Linked DNA regions of Homo sapiens: region 2 is linked to region 1. Evidence: chromatin loops called from intact Hi-C (ENCODE). Cell type or tissue: gastrocnemius medialis. All regions are shown on one strand.

Region 1 (8,000 bases):
ACAACCCCACGAGGATGTAACTTCTATTATCCCCATTTTACAGTGAAGGAAGGAGACGCAGAGAGGTTCAGCTACTTGCTAGTGAGTAGAGAGCTGGGATGCCTACCCTAGTAGTGTATTGTCAATCATCTCTCTCTGTTGCCTCCTGTGCAAGCAAGGAAGGCTGATTAGTGATCCTGCATGTGGCCCATTATGGCAATTATGAGGTTGTCTTTTCCTCAGCTGTTTAGGGGTTTGCAGGTCTGTTATCATCTGTGCCCTAGACTGGAGTTCCTAGAAGGCAGAAACTGTCTTGATAGCTCCAGCGTCCAGTAGTCTGGCATATGGCAAGTGTTCAATTGCTGCTGAGTGAATACATAAATGCATGCATGAATTAATGAATGAATAAGTGAGTGCATGGATGACCAGTGCTGGGACAGAGAGAGGCACGGGATGCTGAGGAATCCAGGGCAGCCTCTGTCAGGGCAGAGGCTCAGAATCAGGCCCCAGAGGGTGGTTTGTGCCATGATCTGTCCATACCCAAGGGGCCCCTAAACAATATCGTCTGTCTCTTTGTACACAGTCCACCTTGTGGAGTTGGCCCAACTACTGGTTGTAGCAAAACCTCCGCCCAGCCCGGGCTGCAGCCTTCCCCGCCCAGGCAGACTCTCCAGTGGAAGGAGGCTCCTCCCCTGGGCTCCAGGGCTTGTATCTTGGGGAAAGGAAGTCAAGCTGGATTTTCACCCACTTCTCTGCCTCCCTCCCATCGCTCCCAGATCATCTGACCATTCACAGGAAGTCCATGGTGGGGTGTGGCTGTTTTTAAGGACTTTGGCATTGTTTCAGGAAAGGAAAAAAAAAAAAAAGCTAAACAAACAACTGCTCAAAACACTAAAACAATTCTCTGATTTGTTTCAAATTTGTATAGGGGATGGGGTTTTCATAAATAGCCAGGCTGGTGGTGGTGTGGAGATGTGATCTTTTGGGCATATTAATAACAACTGCCTCCCTCACCAAGACTAGGCCCTATGTTAAGTGCTTCTGGGGCTTGATCTTATTTAATCCATACATCCCTGGGCCATACTGTGATTATGAGGAGGAGTTTCAGAGAGGTTAAGGGGCTTACCCAAGGGCACACAGCTGCAAAGTGGTTAGAGCAAAGATCTTAAGCCATGTATTTTTTTTCTTTTTTTTTCTTCTTTTGTGACAGGGTCTTACTCTGTTGCCCAGGCTTGAGTGCAGTGATGCAAACATGGCTCACTGCAACCTGGACCTCCCGGGCTCAAGTGATCTTCCCACCTTACCTTCCCATGTAGCTGGGACCACAGGCACAGGCCACCATGCCCAGCTAATTTTTTGATTTTTTTGTAGGAATGGGGTCTCACTTTGTTGCCCAGGCTGGCCTGTAACTCCTGGACTCAAGCAATCCTCCCCACTCTGCCTCCCAAAGTGCTGAAATTACAGACGTAAGCCACTGCACCCAGCCCCAAGTATTTCTTGACTCTGGAGTCAGATAGCCTGGGCTTGAATCCTGACTCTGCTATTTACTATCACGTGACTTCTGGCGAGTTAGTTAACCCCTCTGTGCCTCAGTTTCCTCATTTATAAAATGAAGATAACTGTCTGTTTCATAGGGTTGTTGTGAGCATTCAATTATACACATTAAGCACTTAGAACAGTGCCTGAATCATGGTGAAAGTTCATAAATGTTAGCTATATTTCAATACAAATGGAAATTAACACTTTATTTAATACAAATAGAAATTAACACTTCACTTACTACCTGTTTCTGGTGTCTTTTACTGCTGACATTATATATAGCATTCCACTGACCTTTGACTTTTATATGTACATTCTCCTGACTTTGTGTTTTATCAAATCCTCAATGACACTTATAATCTGTACCATTATCTATAATATACCATTACAGTGTGTACCACTTAAAACAATTTTTAAGACATCTTTGATTATAAAATATGTCCTAATTTCAGAGTGCAGAGATAAAAGTATAACTTTCTTATCAGTGAAATATGGTAAGAATGGTCTGACCCTTTATTACTGAGTTGGGTCCTTCCTGGGTATGAATTCTCCCTGCTCCCTAGATGGCATCTGTATTAGTTGATCTAGATAACAGTTCCACCCAATGCAGTCTGGCCCCTGGACTCTTAACCCAGGGCCAGCCCCAATGGCTGGTATTACTGGCAGGTCAGCTCCAGGCAAGTGGGACTACCCTTGTCTGATACAGCTGGTAGAAGGGGCTCATGTCAGGCCAGGTGTGCTGGCTCATGCCTGTAATCCCAGCACTTTGGAAGGCCGATGGGGGCAGATTGCTTGAGTCCAGGAGTTTGAGACCAGTCTGGGCAACATGGTGAAAACCCAACTCTACAAAAAATACAAAAACTAGTCAGGTGTGATGCCGCGCACCTGAAGTCTCAGCTACTCAGGAGGCTGAGGTGGGAGGATTGCTCAAACCCAGAAGGTTGAGGCTGCAATGAACCATGATTGTGTCACTGCTCTCCAGCCTAGGAGACAGAGCAAGTCTCTGTCTCAAAACACAAAAATAAAATTAAAAAAAAAAAAGGGGCTCACGTCAGCTTGTAACCTGACCTCTTGTTGATCATTAAAGCTAGAGGCTCAACCTGTGACCATGACCAGACAAATAAATAAAGCCAGGGGTGCAGGGTCAGGTGACTTCCTCACCTGCAGTGATTGCTTTGGAGCATCCTGCTCCAGCCTGTTTGAGTTGGATTTGTTCACATTGCAATGAAAATGTGAGATCAGTTCCCAAGGAGAGTGGTGTGTAGGAAAAAACTAACCATCCTTTGGTATCATTTGCCCAGGTGGTGGGCGAAGGACACCTTGTGTGGGTTTCAATGGCCTAATTATATTTGGAGTCATTCCTTCTGCGTTTGTTTTCCCTGTGATTCAATGAAAGGTAGGGAGTGTTGGGAAAGGTTTAGCCTGACATCATGGCTGGCTCTAGGGAGTTGGCAGAGGCACAGGCAAGAACCAATTTAGTCCCATGTACCCCATAAACATATACACCTACTATATACCCACAAAAATAAAATATTGAAATAAAAAATTCATAGAAAAAAAGAGAGCTAATTTTGGTATTTGATGTTGACTGAATGCCCTTCCTAAATGACAGTGCCCGTCTATGGCCATCATGAAAAGAAACAGGGCTCCTGAGACAGATTTATTTTGTGTTTGAGACAGAGTCTCTCTTAGTTGCCAGGCTGGAGTGCAGTGGTGCAATCACAGCTCACTGCAGCCTCTACCTCCCAGGCTTGAGTGATCCTCCCACCTCAGCCTCCAGAGTAACGGAGGAGACCACCCCTCATATTGTCTTATGCCCAATTTCTGCCTCCAAAGAAAGAAGAAGTAAAAACTAAAAGACAGAAATGAAATCCACCAGCAGACAGCCCAGCGCCACACCCTGGGCCTGGTAGTTAAAGATCGACCCCTGACCTAATAGGTTATGTTATCTATAGATTACAGACATTGTATAGAAAAGCACTGTGAAAATCCCCATCCTGTTCTGTTCCGTTCCAATTACTGGTGCATGCAGCCCCCAGTCACGTACCCCTTGCTTGCTCAATCGATCACGACCCTCTCACGCAGACCCCCTTAGAGTTGTGAGCCCTTAAAAGGGACAGGAATTGCTCACTCAGGGAGCTCGGCTCTTGAGACAGGAGTCTTACTGATGCTCCCGGCTGAATAAACTGCTTCCTTCTTTAACTCGATGTCTGAGGGGTTTTGTCTGCAGCTTTTCCTGCTACAAGAGTATCTGGGACCACAGGCACACCACCATGTGCAGCGAATTTTTTAAAAATTATTATTTGTAGAGACGAGCTCTCACTATGTTGCCCAGGCTGGTCTTGAACTCCTGGGTGCAAGTGACTCTCACGCCTTGGCCTCCAAAAGTGCTGGGATTAAAGGTGTGAGCCACTGGGCCCAGCCTGGAGACAGATTAATCTGAATTTACATGCTCGATGGTCTTCTCTTAGCTGTGTGACCTGAGGAGCTGGCCTCTCTGAACCTCCACAGCTATAATACAGGATAATTCTACAGGGTTGTTAAGAAGTACCAGGGATAGTGACGAGCACGTGGTCAGTGCTCAACAGATGGTAGTAGCAGCTGTCAAGTGCCTGCCATGTACCTGACACTGTTGCAGATACAAAATAGAAGCTAAACACTATTCATGGAGGAGAGGTATTATTACAGTATTCTTAGATCAAAGCTCTGAAAGTTACAAGCTGTTAAGCAGCCAAGCCAGCAATCACCTGTCTTTCTTGGGACTGCAGCCTCAGCCAACACTTCTGCAAAGTCCTCTGGGCAGCAGGCCCTGTGGCGAGAAAGTGGGCCAAGCTGCTATATGAACAGCCTCCTGATCTGAGGCCAGATGGGGCCAAGCCTAGAAAGCTGGGTCTTTGCCAGGTGTTGAGCAGCGTGACCCAGACACAGTCTGAGGGAGCTGCTTTCTCCACCCAGCACAAGCTGGATGAGCGTGCACCAGGATGCCCATCCCAGCTCCCCAGGCCAGAGCTACTGCCATGACTGCTGACCGGGGGCTGGTCTCTCACTTGCCAAGGCATCAACAACCACTGTGACCCAAATATCAGCCAGGGGTAGAGTCCAGTGGGAAAAGTTTGAAGGATTTCCTCAGGTGTAAGGAATTTGCATTCTAAATGAGTAACCAACACCCAAGAATGAGTACCTAGCAACAGGCTGTATTTGAAGGAAGTGATGTGGAAATTAGGACTCTGATGGAACTTGAGAAATGGGCAAGATGACTTCTGGCTGGGCCAGCTTATCTGACCACCAAAAACAGGCCATTTAGGTAATGCATCATAAACTCAAATATACAAGAATTGGGTTTGTTATGAAATTGGGTAAAACAAGTGAGACAGGCTCATGTCACCCAGGGGGATGGCAGGGACAACCTTTGACTTGGGGGCTTCCCGGTCCTATTTCCCAGAAGCTGCCTGCAGACCCTTGCAACACAGCAAGGCCACAGTAATGTTTACTGTTTCTCTTCTGAGCTCAACTGTTATCATCCAAGGGAGAACTTGAAGCCTGTGTAATTTCTGCCAAATCATGTTAGGGGTCTTAGAGGTGGCAAGATGGTTGGGGAGTACACAGAAATCACTGTCTGTGCTCTAGCACAGTTTATATCTAATTAAGAAGTTTTGGCCAGGTGTGGGGGGCTAACACCTGTAATCCCAGCACTTTGGGAGGCCAAGGCGGGAGGACTGCTACAGTCTGGGAGATGGAGACCAGCCTAGGCAGCAAGACCTTGTCTCTATAAAAAATACAAAAATTAGCTGGGTGTGATGGTGCATAACTATAGTCCCAGCTACTCAGGAGGCTGAGACAGGAGAATCGATTGAGCTCAGGAGATGGAGGCTGCAGTGAGCCGTGATCATGCCACTGCACCCCAACCTGGGTCACAGGGCGAGACCATCTTGAAAAAATAAAGAAGTTTCAAGGAGGCATTCCTGCTGTTCCTATGCCTTAGTCCATTTGGGCTGCTAGAAGAAAGTACCATAGACTAGATGGGTTATAAACAACAGAAGTTAACTTCTCACAGTTCTGGATGTTGGAAGTTTGAGATCAGGGTGCAGGTCCTCTTCTCGGTTAGACTGTTGTCTTCTCATTGTATCTTCACATGGTGGAGAGGGAATGAGAGCTTTCTAGGGTTCCTTTCACACGGGCACGAATCCCATTATGAGGACTCCGCCCTCATGACCTAATCACCTCCCAAAGGCCCCACTCCCTAATATCATTACATTGAGGATTAGGATTTCAACGTATTACTGGTGGTGGTGGTGGTGGTCGTGGGGTGTGCATACAACATTCGGTCCATAATATTAACTGTGCTTTTCCTCAGCCATTACTGTGAGATTAATATTGTGAATCATACAACTTACTGGGTTTCCCATTTTGTGTGAGTTTGTTTTTGACACAGAGTCTGGTTCTGTCATGCAGGCTGGAGTGCAGTGGCGCCATCTTGGATCAATGCCAACTTTGCCTCCCAGGTTCAAGCTATTCTCCTGCCTCAGCCTCCTGAGTAGCTGGGACTTACAGGCATGAGCCACCACGCCCAGGTAATTTTTGGGGAGTATTTTTAGTAGAGATGGGGTTTCACCATGTTGGCCAGGCTGGTCTCCAGCTCCTGACCTCAAGTGATCTGCCCACCAGAGTCTCCCAAAGTGCTGGGATTACAGGTGTGAGCCCCTGTGCCCGGCCATTTTGTGTGAGTTTGGTGCCAAAATATTTAGCTCACTTGGTGCAAATGTATGTCTTTTAAGATTTCCATTTAAGGCAGGGCGTGATGGCTCATGCCTGTAATCCCAGCACTTTGGGAGGCTGAGGTGGGTGGATCACCTGAGGTCAGGAATTCCAGACCAGCCTGGCCAACATGGCAGAACCCTGTCTCTACTAAAAAAAAAAAAAATACAGCCGGGCGTGGTGGCTCACGCCTGTAATCCCAGCACTTTGGGAGGCCGACGCAGGCAGATCACGAGGTCAAGAGATCGAGACCATCCTGGCCACCATGGTGAAACCCCACCTCTGCTAAAAATACAAAAATTAGCTGGGCATGGTGGCAGGCACCTGTAGTCCCAGCTACTTGGGAGGCTGAGGCAGGAGAATCGCTTGAACCCAGGAGGCAGAGGTTGCAGTGAGCCGAGAATGTGCCACTGCACTCCAGCCTGGTGACAGGGAGAGACTCCGTCTCAAAATAAATAAATAAATAACCCAGGTGTGGTGGCACGGCCTGTAATCCCTGCTACTCAGGAGGCTGAGACAGGAGAATCTCTTGAACCCGGGAGGCGGAGGTTGTGGTGCGCTGAGCCTGCACCACTGCATTCCAGTCTGGGCAACAGAGCGAGTCTCCGTGTCAAAAAATATATATATATACATATATATATATATTTCTGTTTAATATCAGCCTCATTCTTGGCTTTTTTTTTTTGAGATGGAGTTTCACTCTTGTTGCCCAGGCTGGAGTACAATGGTGCAATCTTGGCTCACCGCAACCTCCGCCTCCCGGGTTCAGGCGATTGTCCTGCCTCAGCCTCCTGAGTAGCTGGGATTACAGACGCATGCCACCATGCTGGGTTAATTTTTTGTATTTTTAGTAGAAACGGGGTTTCACCATGTTAGCCGGCTGGTCTCGAACTCCTGACCTCAGGTGATCTGCCTGCCTTGGCCTCCCAAAGTGCTGGGATTACAGGCGAGGGCCACTGCACCTGGCCTCTTGGATCTATTTTAATCATTATCTTTCTCAGGTATCTCTCTAATGCCCATCATCCTTAATCTATTTTTTATAAGAACATTTCATTATTATTCAACAATTCGGAAGCATAAAACGACCCAGTGGAGTAGCCATTTCATTTCTCTTACTTACTGATCTATACTCGAGCAAGTTTGTCCAACGTGTAGCCCACGGGCCACATGTGGCCCAGGATGGCTTTGAACGTGGCCCAACACAAATTCGTAAACCTTCTTAATAACATTATGAGATTGTTTTTGTAATTCTTTTTTAAGCTCATCAGTTAGTGTATTTTATGTGTGGCCCAAGACAATTCTTCCAATGTAGCCCAAGGAAGCCAAAAGATTGGACACCCCTGTTCTAGATGATTTCTATAGCTCACACTTTACTTTTGGAGAACAATTTTTTCAGAAAGAGCCATTGATGCTTCAGCCTTATTTAAAACCAAACAAACACAAACTCACTATAATGACGGTGACAGGCAACACTGTATTATAGGTTTTCCTAACAAAACCTGTAATACTACTTTCAGACCAGAAGACCAACTGTTATGTGGAACTATAAAGAAAATTCCTTAATCAGTATCTTTAAAACAGAAACCAGAAGGATAATGACAGTAGTCTCTAATAGAGAAAATAGTGCTGGAGTTGATAAAAATTGAATTAAATCATTTTTTCCTTCTCCAATTCCAGCCCTATTCAATCATTTTCTGATTCCTCAACTGTTAAGATAAGCCTAGACT
Region 2 (8,000 bases), 250 kb before region 1:
CCAGGCAAGGGAGAGGGTGGCAGGCCCCACGTACCCAGGCCTGTCACCTTCCGCAGGCAGGTGAGGGCATACTGCAGACGGCCACACTCATCCCCGCTGGCCCCACAGCGCCGCAGCGTCTCCTTCACCTTGGCCTCATTCATCTCCAGCAGGGCATCCAGCGTGAGGTCTCGGGGGATCTCCTAAGGGGACAGAGGGACAGGCAGAGAGGCGGTGAGCAGTCGGCTGGGCCGGGAGCCCCTCAGCCTCAGGCTGGCCTCCTGCTGAGTGGCAGGGGCCAGCTGCTGGCTGGGCCGGCCTCTGACCAGAGCCACCACGTGCTTGGGGACACAAGCAGAGCTCCCTGGCCCCCACCCTCCAGGCTCCCAGAGACAGCAGCTGAAGCAGACTCGGTGGGGGGTGAGGGGAGGAAGTAAAGACCAGAAAGGTTTGGACGAGGGCATGTTGCCCAGCTTGTTTCTTCTTACTCCTCTGCACAGAAAAAAAACAGCGAGTCATAACAACTTTTTAGAATGACGAGTACTTCAGACAAAGATGGCCCTTCACAATTTTGTTGTATCTGAATCAGATAAGAGAGATTTCAAATCAAACTGGCTCAAGAAAGGAAGGATTTAAAAAAAAAAAACAAAAAAACCTCACCAAACACTGCAGAGGCACTTACTGCCTCACCTGATTTCTATCAAAACTTTTCACTGGCCCCACCTGACAGATGAAGAAAGAGGCTCAGAGAGATTATGTCACCTGCACGAGGTCACTAGGCCATACGGTGAAGAAAGTGGCAGGCAGAATTTTAAGGTGGTCTTGTGACCTTTGTCCCCTGGTGTTGCTCCTGATCTTGTTACATTACAGAAGTCTCCCTCTTATCTGCAGTTTCAGTTACCAGCAGCCAACCATAGCCTAAAACTATTAAATGGAAAATGCCAGAAACATTCCAGAAATAAACAATTTATAGTTTTAAACTATGCACCATTCTGAGTAATGTGATGAAATCTTGCGCCATCCAGCTCCATCCCACCGGAGACGTGAATTGTCCCTTTGTCCAGCGTCTCCACACTGTCTCCACTCCCGGCCTGTTTGTCACTTAGTAGCTATCTTGGTTATCAGATCAACTGCCACGACCTCTCCCCACATAGGCACTTTATCATCTCACAGCATCACAAGATGAGGGGTGAGAACAGTACAGTAAGATATTTTGAGAGAGAGAAGAGAGACCACATTCCTGTAACTTTCATTATAGTGTATTGTTATAATTGCTCTATTTTGTTATTGTTGATTATTAATCTCTTACTGTGCCCAACTTACTAACTTTATCAGAGGTATGTATGTATAGGAAAAAACACAGTATACATCATATATATATATATTCAGTACTATCCATGGTTTCAGGCATCCACTGAGGGTCCTGGAACATATCCCCTACAGAAAAGGGGGTATTACTATATACAGCAAAAGGGAAATTATCCAAGTAGGCTTCATCCAATCACAAGAGCCCTTTAAAAGCAAAGGGTTCTCTTGAGCTGGTAACAGAGAAGTCAAGAGACCTGAAGCGTGAAAAGCAGACTTTGAAGGAGGAGGGGAATGGGGGTGGCCTCTGGGAAAAAAAGTAGCCCCTGGCTGACAGCCATTGAGGGAATGAGGACCTCAGACCTCCAGCCACAAGGAAATGGATTCTGCCAATAACCTGAATGAACGTGAAGTGGATTCTTCTCCAGAACTTCCAGGTAAGAGGAAGGCCTGGCCTACACCTTGACCTCAGCCTTGTGAGATCCCAAGTAGGGATATAAGCAGAGCCTGAGTGGATTCCTCCACCTAGAGAACCATGAGATGATAAGCGGGTGGTGTGTTAAGCTGCTAAATTTGTTATGAAGCAATGGAAAATACAAAGAATGAATGGTAGAATCAAGGCTCAGTGGACTTCAAAACTTGTGCCCTTTCCTCTCATCAGGGAGGGAGGAAACCTCTCCAGCTCTGACTACTTTGAGCCACATGACACTGTCAGAGGCACTGGAACCAGAGCCATTCCATCTTGAATAGGGGCTGGGTAAAATGAGGGTGAGACCTGCTGTGCTGCATCCCCAGGAAGTCAGGCATTCTTAATCATAGGGTGAGAGAGAAGGTCACAAGATACAGGTCACAAAGACCCCATGATAAAACAGGATGAGCTAAAGAAGCCAGCCAAAACCCACCAAAACCAAGATGGTATCCCAAGTGACCTCTGGTCTTCCTCACTGCTCATTATATGCTCATTATAATGCATTAGCATGCTAAAAGACACTCCCACCGGCACCATGACAGTCTACAAATGCCATGGCAATGCCCAGAAGTTACCCTATATGGTCTAAAGAGGGGGAGGGGCCCTCAGTTCCAGGAATTGCCTGCCCCTTTCCCAGAAAATTCACAAATAATCTACCCCAGTTTAGCATATGGTCAAGAAATAACCATGAAAATAGCTAACTAGCAGCCCTCAGGGCTGCTCTGCCTACGGGGTTGCTATTCTTTTGTTTCTCCACTTCTCTAATAAACTTGCCTTCATTTTATTCTGTGGACTCACCCAGGATTCTTTTTTGTGCAAGACTCAAGAACCCTCTTTTGGGATCCAGAATGGGACCCCTATATCCAGCAACAATACCAAACCTGGGACAAATATAAAAAACCAATGGGACATGCCTCTGGTCTCAAGTGGCCTACAGCCCAGTGGGAGGAGTGACAGACATTTAAACAGGTAACTACAATGCAGTAAGATGCGCACTAGAGCAGAGAGAGTTCAAAGAGCTATGGGACCAGATCAGACCTTTTTTTGTCTTTAACCCTTTCTATATTTTCCAGATTTTCTGTAACAGAGAAGGCCAGACATTCCACATCAAATGACTGCTATAAAGCTCACAGTTCTTGAGAATCTAAGCCAATCCTGATTTTTAGCAAGTTGTGTCTAATTTTACTTTTAAGGACTAATTTCATTGTCATTCCATTTACATGCTGTAATTCCTTGTCTCAAGCGTCAAAACTAACCCTAATGAAGATACTGGCTGAGTCCTGAAGGTATGAGGCCCAACCCATACCCCTCTCTCCCATAGCAAGGCTGGAGCTAGATGCCTGCCTTTCTGTATTTGTTTGTTTTTTACTGTACCCGCTGACGGCAGATGCTTTTGTAGCTTTTCAGTATATTCTTCAATCTTCAGGGCTGTAGGCAAGAATCACATCACCACTTAGCATGATCACACCAAAATAAAGCCAGACACATAACTGTACCAAGAAGCTCATCACTGGTTGGCCAAAACCCTGGTTGCCTTCCAGAAGATAAAACTAAAGTGTCACAGGAACCACTGATGAGAACGGCACCAGCAGGGGAGGCAGATTAGACAAATGGTGCCATGCAGAAGCTTCTATACAATCAACATGTCTTGCTTTCTTTCCCTTAGCCTGTCTTCCACTGAAATGAGGTTTGGATATCTTTGCCCTCATTTGACTGTTAAGAGCACCTTGGCGATACCGTCAGGGTAAGCACAAGAGCAACCTTCACCTTATCTGAACAAAGCAATCCTCTACTTGTCCGGAAGGGTGTCCTCAGTTTGTCTCTCCACCACATACTCCAAGGCTGTGATGACTCAGCAGTTTGCCCAGATGATGATAGAGATGTTTAATGGGGCTGGGGAGGGAGCCAGGCTGAGGAAACCCAATCTTCAACCTAACTATAATGCAAATAGGGATTCTTTTTCTTTCTTTTTATTCATCTCCTCCTCACCCATACCAAGTTTCAAGTTCTCAAAGTAACTACATTTATTATTACAAACTATTTGCCAGAACAATATGCCTAGGGCTTTGTATACATTATTTTATCTTTAATCAACTCCGCAAGTAGATGGAGTTAAGTCCATCTTACTGAGGCTCAGAGACTTCACAGCTTAACAAGTGGCTGAGCAGAATTGAAACCCACGTGCGCACGATTCCAAACCTCCTCCAAATATTCCATGCTGTCCACTTGTTAACCTGGCAAAGCCTTGGGATACAGCAGCTACCTTTCAGGGGAAATTATTTTTTTCGAAGTAAATTAATTTCTACCTACTTTCAGAAAATAGAAGTGAGGTACAGAAACAGCTGGATTGGTTACAGCTCCTTTGCCTTATTTGAACAAGATTCGAACAGTTGGCTACATTTGATTGGCACAAGTGCAGTCTACAGTGTTTTTATACCTCCACTTGTTATAGTTCATGATATACAGAAAAACCTTTAGGCTGAACTTAAAATATCTAAGGAGGTAGCTCTAGGCTAAACTTGATTTAACACACTTCTCTGCCTTTTTACTGAACAAGAAACCCAACGGCAGCAATGGCAATGCTAAACAGAAAACCCCCGCTTTCCTCCCTTGGTGTTGGGGAAAGGGGCAGGCAATGGAGGGGCACCAGAACTTCTGGTTTTAAAGAAATCTGAATTTTTATTTTTAAATGGCTGGCTTTTACATGGTGATAACTAATTCAAATCTGTGCAAACAAAACAAATTATGTCCATGAGGAACATGGGGCTTCCAGGCCTAAGCGCGGAGACCCCATGGGAAGAATCTGATGCCTTCCAAGGTTAATCTGATCAGTGAGTGACATCTAAAACTTTATTTCTGTAGGCAAACGGGGGAGGATGCAGGCCCAGTAGCAAGTACTCCAGGGGACCAGGCTTTCTCAGTGAGGGGCCCACCCTGGAAACAAAGTGCCCCACCTCCCAACTCTACAACTGACTCTGAGACCCAATGTTAACTTAATCAAGAAAGGAAAGCTACCAGGACGGTCGCGTGGCTGTGAAGGCCCCTGCGAGGGGCCCTGATATCTCCCAGTATCATGACTCAACAGTGCCCCAAAGCAACTCAGCACCCCCGAAACCTCACACATGGATGTGACTCGCCCACCCACAGTGACAGGCACAGCCAAGTCTGATTTAGGAAGATGTTTTCAAAGCAGAGTAACTCACAACTTTCCTGGATCATCTCTAAACCAAAAACAAATTAGGGAATCAGTTTTGCCACCTGCTGAAGGTGAACTCGCAGGTGAAGCCACTCTGAAACCTTCTCAGGTCTGAGAGGCTCCAGTGCCCCAGGAGGGCATCCCATCTGCCAGGAGGTGCCCAGAAGATGCTAAGTTGTCTCAAAGCCAAGGGCAAAAGGCCCCTCTCTCTGCCCATACCCCAAAGTTCTGGAGAACCCGGCTGGGAGTCCGTACTGCCTCCAAGGAATTACTGCCCACCCCAGCTTCTGTCTAAAGAACAAAATATGGAACTACAAACCAAAAACGGAAGACATGGATGCCCAGACCATCATAGGAGATGCCCAATCCATCTTGAGAGATGCCCAGTCCCAGCTCCGACAAGTCTCAGGGTTAGCATGGGTGCACACAGGTGGGGATGCAGGAATGAGGAGCAGAGTGACAGCATCAGAGATCATTGGCTCCCTGCCTCTGCCTGTCTCTCTCAAACCAGGAGATATGTTCTCCAGTAGGTGGGATTAAGTTATTCTTTCTGATAATAATTGGAGAGCAGGGCCAGTTGAGTGCTGAGGTCACTCCCAGTCTGTGACAATCCAGTCATGTCATTAGCAGGAGACTGCTGGTCTCCATTCTCTCCAGTGGAGGGTGAGGATGGGTTTGGGCAACGTGCTACCCCCTCCCCCAGCAGCTGGCAGAGGCTGGCGTCACAGGCCATGCTGGGTAAGCCGGCAGCTCAGGGCCAGTTAGGTATCAAATGGTATCCAGGGATTTACTAGCAGCCACGGGGCTGCCTGGGGTCTATACTTAGAAACCTGGGCCTGCTGACACTGAGAGGCGCCACACTCCCTGTGGCCAGTCAGGTGGACCAGGAAAATGCCAGGGGCGGCACCGCTGCTGTACCGGCCACGTATACAAACACACTGCACTTCACGCAAGAACACGGGTGAAAGCTGGGTTGAAGGAAGATCAAGAAGCAAACCCAGGCTCTGTGTTTCTGTTCAGTTTTGCATCCCTAGAACATGCCTCAGGCAGTGCTGCTGGAACACAGGTCCATCTGTGGAACCTGGATCACTGGTGTGCATGGGTGATGAAAGGGATCCTTAACCCCAGACCTTTCCCCAGGAACTGGTCAGACCAGAGAGGCCAAAGGTGGGCTCCTAGAGCCCTGTGGGTGGTGACATAGGACCCTGCACATCCCTCTGAGGCCAGAGCCCAGCGGGGCTGGAAGGAGAGAGAGAGAGAGGAGCAAGTGGAGAAGGTTTCTATGGCAGCCCAGGCTGGGAGCCACATGTCTCAAATTGGCAAGGGAGCACCTGACAGATGTTTCTCCTACCTGCACCCACCATTGGGGCTCATGGAGAGGGAGGAGTGAGACTTGGATAGTAACAGTCAGATATTCTGGGAGGCACAGGAAGGGCTGAGGCAAGAGCCCAGGTCAGGCAGCCTCCAGGGGCTTCCACAGAAATCAGCAGAAAGCCTGGGGATGTTGGCTTTGCTTGTGGCCAGTTCCGGGCCCAGCCTCCTCACTACCCCACCCCTGGGAAGCAAGGCAAACAAAACCCCCTCCCAGGAGAGTCAGTTGGTTCCTTGAGGGCAAACTCCCCTCTTAACACCATTCCCTAGAGGCCAACACAGTGAAGCAAAGAGCCAGACTGGGTCCCCGCAATGCCCCTGACCTCGGACAAGTCCCCGCCCCTCTTTGGGCTTCGGATTTCCCATTTATAAAATGAGTGGTTCTGCCTAGAACAAATCAACGGCTCTCAATCCGGGTTGTGCCCTGGAATTTTCCAGGGACTTTAAAAATGAATCGCAATGCTTGGGCCCCACTTCAGACCGGCCAAATCAGAATTTCTGGAGGTGCGGACCATGAGGGCAGACAGGCGTTGGGGCCCAAAGTCTGGCTAAGGCAGCCCAGGACAGAACAGGTCTGGGGATGTCCAGACCAGAAGGCAGATGTGGCCACAGCACGGCTGTGTTCAGGAGGCCACATTCCTTCCACTGAACTCGAGCCCAGCCCAAACTCACAGCTGTCCCAGGAGACGTCCTCTCCTGTGCCCAGGTCCCTGCCTCCCTCTCCACAAAGCAAATAGGGGCTCACAGTAGGGAGCTGGGCTTGAACTGGAACCTTCAGGATTGGCTTCTTCTCACGTATGCATTGGTAAGCCTGGGATTGAAAGCTTGTTTAGAAAGAAGGTACAGTGGTGGGTGTGGAGGAATAGAGGTCAAAGGGGAGAAAGAGATGAGAGGGGTTCAAGAAAGGGCAATAAGCATTTATTACACATGTCCTGCGTGCCAGGCACTGTCAGATGAACCACAGAGGTCAGCACATGCAATCCTCCTAACAGCCTGAGATGGGAGATAAGGCTGAGAGAGGGCGGGTAACTTGCTCAAGGCCACACAGAACAAGGCCATCTCAACCCACCACCAGCCAGCCCTTGTGTCCACTGCCTTGCATTATGAAGTGAGCCCTTTTTCCCAGGGCAGCGTTTATTTGCCACCACTGGCATCACAGGTCACATATGACTTTCCAGACCCCACACCGCTCTATCCCTGGGCCCAGCTAGGGTGAGCTCTGGCAGTGGGGTTTAAAGCAGCTGCAGGAGGCTCCTCCAAGGAGGTCTCTCCATGTTCCCTTTTAATCCCACTTAGCCTCCACTCCAGTCCTTTGGAGGAGGCTGGCACTTTTCAACTCTGCCTGGGACCAGATATCTAGCTTCCAGCTGCACCCGCTGTCACCACAGCCACCACTTTCTCTCCAGGCCAGCCCACCCTCCTGGAAAGCTTGTCCTGTGGCTGCCTCCTTGCTCTCCCTATCAGCGTGGAAAGGCCCCATTCCTCCTTCTATAAATCCAGAGGTATAATACATAGTGTGAGAATAGGCAAACTTTTTCTGAAAGCCACACAGAGTCTCTTCAGCTTTGTGGGCCACATGGTCTCTGTCGAAACTGCTCCACTCTGCTGCTGTGGCACCACCAGAGCCACAGACAACACGTACACAAATGGGTGTGGCTGTGCTCCCATAAAATTTAACTA

Evidence for each region. Hi-C counts contacts between places; a loop is a spot of excess contacts. Peaks named below come from ENCODE experiments on the same cell type or tissue, not always from the same donor. Only the 100,000 strongest peaks of a DNase experiment are listed, where the experiment ranks them.
Region 2: it touches region 1 in a loop (6-fold over the local background); 2 of 110 quality-filtered maps call a loop at or near these places.

Annotation. Positions count from the first base shown.
Region 1 is chr17:27,316,423-27,324,422 of GRCh38, reverse strand. No RefSeq gene overlaps it. Among named protein-coding and RNA genes, the nearest start is that of LINC03146, 12 kb to the left of the region's middle. In gastrocnemius medialis, no CTCF peak of the experiment used is centred here; DNase peaks (open chromatin) are centred at 682 and 4,352; H3K27ac peaks cover 3,971 bases.
Region 2 is chr17:27,569,674-27,577,673 of GRCh38, reverse strand. It overlaps KSR1 (kinase suppressor of ras 1), which reads right to left. Exons shown (of 21, transcript NM_001394583.1): 3 at 35-182. Among named protein-coding and RNA genes, the nearest start is that of LGALS9, 58 kb to the left of the region's middle. RefSeq lists an enhancer at 7,119-7,879. In gastrocnemius medialis, CTCF peaks have their summits at 3,368 and 3,577; DNase peaks (open chromatin) are centred at 333, 743, 3,607, 5,753 and 2 weaker places; H3K4me3 peaks cover 278 bases; H3K27ac peaks cover 7,916 bases.